Linked DNA regions of Mus musculus: region 2 is linked to region 1. The links are chromatin loops, found by intact Hi-C in ENCODE. Cell type or tissue: left cerebral cortex. All regions are shown on one strand. Links, peaks and the distances in the headings refer to the core of each region. The heading gives the core; the rest is flanking DNA. Region 1 has its middle 120 kb from the start of Grem2. Region 2 has its middle 4.1 kb from the start of Becn2.

Region 1 (2,920 bases), core at 269-2,768:
TAAGGAAGAGAGATAATTTATCAGAAGATTTCCTAATTAATTATGCACCATAAATACCTGACAAGTTCATGAATAAACAAGGAATTTTCTGAGGAAAGTCTTATTTAGTGACTGGCGTCATCTCCAATCAAAATGTCTCTGTGGCCTTCTCTTGGGACCATGTGTGTGAACAAATACAGATTCTATAAAAGGGAGAGAGGAAGTGGGCTGTGTTTTCCTCAGTTGGGTTATTGAACATCTCCAGCAATTTTTCCAAAGCTTGGGTTTGCCAAAAGCCAAAGTTGGCTTTACCAAGCATTTTTCTCTTAATTTTTAAATCCAAGTGTATTAAAGAGAATTTAATCCATATGTTTACAATTCATTTACACTTAACTCATCAAAATATTGTTTGGTTAGAGTCATTTGGCCCTTGACTTGAGAACTAGCGACACATGGATATATACACATAGGCAGAACACTTAAGCACTCATAGACCTTGGTCCTTTACATTGGAGTAACATCTTCAGGGAACTCTGAACTCATACCTAAGTTGCTGTCTTGGTAAGTCATGGCTACTTAACTATACCTATCCATCTAATTGCATGCAAACTGCCTTTAAAGTTATTGTGCAATTATGAAGTATGTGCTGCTTCTGAGTCTATTTGGAATTAACCGTTTCAGAGTTACCATGTTAACCTCTTCCACTGCCACTACCCTGGATATGGATGGATGATTCTTTTAAGGATATGATGCTAGGATGTTTGGTTTTATGTTTCTTCAGTTCAATATAGTACACCACCACCACCACCACCACCACCACCACCACCATCATCATCATCATCATCTTTTTTGTGGTATTGTGGATGAAACCCAGAGGCTTGCCCACTCTATGCAACTATTCTGTTGTACTGTGGGCCTGCCTCTCTTCCACGGGGGCAGGGGTACACAGGCAACTCTGGCATGTCACATAAAGGAGGCAGGGCAAAGTCCAGAATGGGGAGTCCATAGCCATGGGGGCATTAGATGCCGCTATATGCTGGACTGGAAGGGGAAACAGTGGGGTCTAGGATGAAAGCTGTGGTTCCTGGTCTCCTTTCTGAATACCCATACGCCACCTGTATACTGTGGGCAGAGGAAATCAGGGTTGACAGTTCAATACCAGACAGGAGGGGCAAGGTGGAACCCAGAACGAACCCCATCTAGCCCTATTGGGAAACAGTGCTGAGTATGAGGGGCCTGGAAAAGAGAAAACCTTCAGGAGTCTTAGGCTTGGCCCCTTCTGGCGAAGGCTTTCTCCATGGCAGTCTTTAATGGACCAGCCCTCTGAGACAATCCTTGCTTGTTCATATTGTTTTATTGAGGGTGAATGTGGGTGCAGACACTTTATTCAGGGTGAACCAGGAATTATATACCACCAGGGGCTAGGAAAGCCCAGGCAGGGAAGGTCATTTGTTGAAGGCCTAGAGTACCGAAATGCCTCCTTAGAATGTGGTAGCATTTCAGGAATCTCAGGTACTAGAATAACGGGTTCTTTTTATTATTATTATTAGATATTTTCTTCATTTACATTTCAAATGCTATCCTGAAAGTCCCCTATACACTCCCCCGCCCTGCTCCCCAACCCACCCACTCCCGCTTCCTGGCCCTGACATTCCCCTGTACTGGGGCATATGATCTTCTCAAGACCAAGGGCCTCTCCTCCCATTGATGGCCGACTAGGCCATCTTCTGCTACATATGTAACTAGAAACAGTTCTGGGGGGTACTGGTTAGTTCATATCATTGATCTTCCTATAGAGTTGCCCCTTGTTTTAGCTCCTTGGGTACTTTCTCTAGCTCCTTATTATGAGAAAGGAAGTTGAACCTGTAATCTTAACCAAGGCCACATGACATTTTGCAGATAGAGGTGTGGGAAGTTTTGAACTCCCCAGACAAGGTCGGAGAAGGAGAAACCCTGCCGATGAAGGGAATCATCCATACAGTGCCCAGCCCCAGAAGGCTAACTGGTCAGTGCCCAGCCCCAGAAGGCTAACTATCTGGTCAATGACAGATTTGGTCTTACTTAGCAGAGTTTTCTCACAGTACTCTATCAATGAGTTACGTCCCCAATTTGCATTTAACTTTTTAAGAGTGAACTGTATTAGTTCTGAGGAAGCCAGTGGTGCTGCTGTTTTTGGACAAATTTGGCATCAACAACTCAATGATGCAACTGAGGAGAGACGCGGGATGGATAGGATCATACAGAGTTCAGGAAGGCTCTGATGTAAAGGTTTGCTTTTCCCAATACATGAGCATGAAAGGGGGTTAACTGGTAGACCCAGATCATGGAAAGCATCTCAGAGGAGATTTTGCAATTAATAATTAAATATTACTATGGTGCCTTTCTAAAAAGGGCAGCTAAATATATTGATGAACTAATACGTCTCAAAGTCATAATAGTATAATTTCATGAATATCTGTGGACCTAGAAAATTCTGATTGTGTGTGTGTGTGTGTGTGTGTGTGTGTGTGTGTGTACATGAATGGACATGTAAATTATACATCAGCTTCAGCTGTCATTCTTCAGGTGCTGACCACAATGTTTTTTGGAACAGGACTTCTCATCAAAATGGTGCACATCAAGAAAGCCAGGCTGATTAACCAGGGATCCTCAGGGAGCCTTCCATCTTCACCTCCCCAGCAGAAGCTCCTAAAGACCGAGATATCCTCTAGCTTCTTCTTATGTGTCAGATGGGAATTTGTGATTGTAGCTAAGGTGGCAGAAAAGTATTCTATTCTGTTGGATTGCTATGTGAGATAATATCAGGTTTTAAAAATCTAGTGCAACTCATTGGAGTGTCAATGACTTAAGTTTCATTGTTTTATAAATCTGCATTGGAAAACACAGGTGCTTGAAAAGACAGACGTATCACCTAGCTTGAAGGACCATCTGTTAGAAAGGA
Region 2 (2,920 bases), core at 140-2,639, 890 kb after region 1:
TTTAATCTTCAGCACTCAGAAAGTAGATCTTTGTGAGTTTAAGACTAGTTTGGGCTATAGAGTGAGTTCCAGGCCAGCCCAGCCAGAGCTACATAGTCAGTTCCTGTATGTTTTTTACAAGAAAGGAAGACCTATGTGATAGCACAGAATAGGAAAGATCTACTGAATTCCAGCTCTCTTTTTAAGACAGGGACTCACTAAGTTGTTCCAATTGACCTAGGTAGAGCTCACTATGTAGCCCAAGTCTGGAAGTTCCAGATACTCCTGCCTTAGCATTTCCTAAAAGATTACAGGCCGGCGCCTGCTGCGAACTCAAGAGACATTCCATTCTCTTTTAGCGCTTCATCAGCTGGCGGTTGTACACGCCTTGCTAGGCGTTTGGGGAAGAATTCACGTTTATAACTGCTCATCTTTAGGCAAAGGCATCCTATAAGGATAAAATCACATCCATATTTGGAAAAAGTCCTTATTTCAGCAGCCAGAGAGTCTCTGCTCTCACCCTTACCCTCGTTTCCTTTGCTCCTCAGTTCCTCTGATAACCCACAGGCTTTCCTAAGGAGATTATTTACTCTTCTGCTTCTCCCTGTTTTACATAGGGTTACTATTTGCTGTGGTGAAACACCATAGAGTGACAAAAAGCAAGTTGAGGAGGAAAGGCTATTTTTTGGCTTATATGTCCACATTACTGTTCATCACTGAAGGAAGTCAGGGCTGGAACCTGGAGGCAGGAGCTGCTGTCAAAGCCATTGAGGGGTGCTGCTCACCAGCTTGCCTCTTGTGGCTTGCTCAGTCAGCTTATAGAACTCATGACCTCCAGGTCAAGGGTGGCACACCCTTAATGGGTTCACTAACTAAAAATACCCTACAGAGCTGTCCATAGCCCCATCTTTTCGAGGAATTTTCTCAGTTAAGGCTCTTTCCTCTCTGATTTTAGATTGTGTCAAGTTAAACTAGCCAGCACCTTCAACATTTATATGTCGTATTCCACTTGGGTAGAGATAATTTTTATGGCATTTATATATACTCAACAATTTTTGCAATTGAGGGTTCAGTGGCCTCAAACTGGCTCTCCTAAACCTAAAGATGGTCGCTACCGCCCTCTAGTGGTACTTCTTGGTTCTGAGCTGGCAAGTTCTGAACTGGCTGGCAGAAGGAGTTCTATCAGGGACACTCTTACCACTTGGGAAGACAATACAACTGACTGGGCAACTTTGAATCAAGGGGTGCAGATTTCATGTAGTCTGCTCATAAGGTTTCTCTGTTTTGAAACCTAGGTAGAAATTTTTATTAGTATATGAATAGCCAGGCAGTGCTGGCACACGCCTTTAATCCCAGCACTTGGGAGGCAGAGGCAGACGGATTTCTGAGTTCGAGGCCAGCCTGGTCTACAGAGTGAGTTCCAGGACAGCCAGGGCTACACAGAGAAACCCTGTCTCAAAAAACAAACAGTCCCCCCCAAAAAAAACCCCAAAACTATATATATGAATAAAATTACATAGATTAAATAATCAATTAGACTTTCAGCAAAGACCCTTTTGGACCTGGGGCCATCTGATGCCCAAACCCTTGCTCTCCCCAGGGCAACAAGCTGAAGGTGTGTGTTCCATACTTAGATCTGAACTCCAGATGGATGGGATACACAGTGACAGATGGGATACACAGTGACAAACCATTCTGCTAATTCTTTCTCAAAAGACTCTGGGAACTGCCAACCCTAGAGGGCAAACAAACCATCTGAGAATCTGGAGAAACTGGGGGTTTTGGAAGCGGCTCTAAGAAGGAGAGTAGAGTTATTCAACATCCTGCCAGAGTCTGAGGTGATGCTGATGCTGCCAGCTTGCTGACTAAACTTGTAGTCTTGAGTGGACTCTAGACCAGTACTTCTCAGAAGCCCCGACTCTTCCCATAGAGCATGCTTGACAGTGTTGGGAGACAGTTTTGGTTTCACTATAGGGGTGTAGCCTGTGTGCCCCACATTAAGGACAGTCCAGGGATACTATACTATACATTCCACCACTAAGAATTATTTGCCCAGATGTCTAATATGTACAAATTTGGAATTTCTGCCCCAGCCTGGGTATGGTATAACCCAGGTCTGACTTCTGTGAGTCCAGCTATAACCTCAAGGCAGTTTTGGATACAAGCGCCACTGGTTTGTCCCACCATTGAAAGAAAAGAATACGGGGAGTGAGGAGTGGGCGGGTAACACCCAGAAGGGGGTTTCCCCTTAAGAGAGAAGGGGAAGGTGGCATGGGGGTGGGGGGGACTTGAGTGAGGGGGTGCTGGAAGGAGAGGAAGAGATGATACGGAGTTGTAAAATGAAAATAACAAATAAGTTTAATTTAGAAACAAAACAAAGCAATACCTATAGAAACCTTCCATACATAGTTTAGGCACAAAGAAGGAAGAGGAGGTTCTGGTTCGGAGGAAGTTCAGGTTCCGAGGCCATTTTGTGATAACAAGATCACAACTGAATGCTTTTTTGTTTGTTTGTTTTTGTTTTGTTTTTTGTTTTTTGGGACAGGGTTTCTCTGTATAGCCCTGGCTATCCTGGAACTCACTCTGTAGACCAGGCTGGCCTCGAACTCAGGAATCCACCTGCCTCTGCCTCCCAAGTGCTGGGATTAAAGGCGTGCACCACCACTGCCCGGCCTGCTACTCGACCTTAAGGGGGTTTCCTTGGTATTAGTATGGCACTGAAATAGACTCACAGACCCAGTGAATCCGAACGTTTAAATGCACACTGACAACTGCTTGTGTGTTTCAGAAAATATCAGGACCTGGATACAATCTTCTGTTACCCAAGTATATTATGGATGCTTCAAACACTCATGTGTAAGCATGCTTTGAGAATACTGAATGGATAACCATTTGTTTTATATAAATCAGTGCTGGGAGAGTCTACTTAGAAACCCTCAGG

The links. A loop is a pair of places that touch in the nucleus more often than their neighbours do. Peaks named below come from ENCODE experiments on the same cell type or tissue, not always from the same donor. Only the 100,000 strongest peaks of a DNase experiment are listed, where the experiment ranks them.
Region 2: it touches region 1 in a loop (6-fold over the local background); 7 of 42 quality-filtered maps call a loop at or near these places.

What each region holds. Positions count from the first base shown.
Region 1 is chr1:175,035,907-175,038,826 of GRCm38, forward strand. No RefSeq gene overlaps it. Among named protein-coding and RNA genes, the nearest start is that of Grem2, 120 kb to the left of the region's middle. In left cerebral cortex, for the core only: no CTCF peak of the experiment used is centred there; no DNase peak of the experiment used is centred there.
Region 2 is chr1:175,922,932-175,925,851 of GRCm38, forward strand. No RefSeq gene overlaps it. Among named protein-coding and RNA genes, the nearest start is that of Becn2, 4.1 kb to the left of the region's middle. In left cerebral cortex, for the core only: a CTCF peak has its summit at 1,102 (motif pointing left); a DNase peak (open chromatin) is centred at 1,108.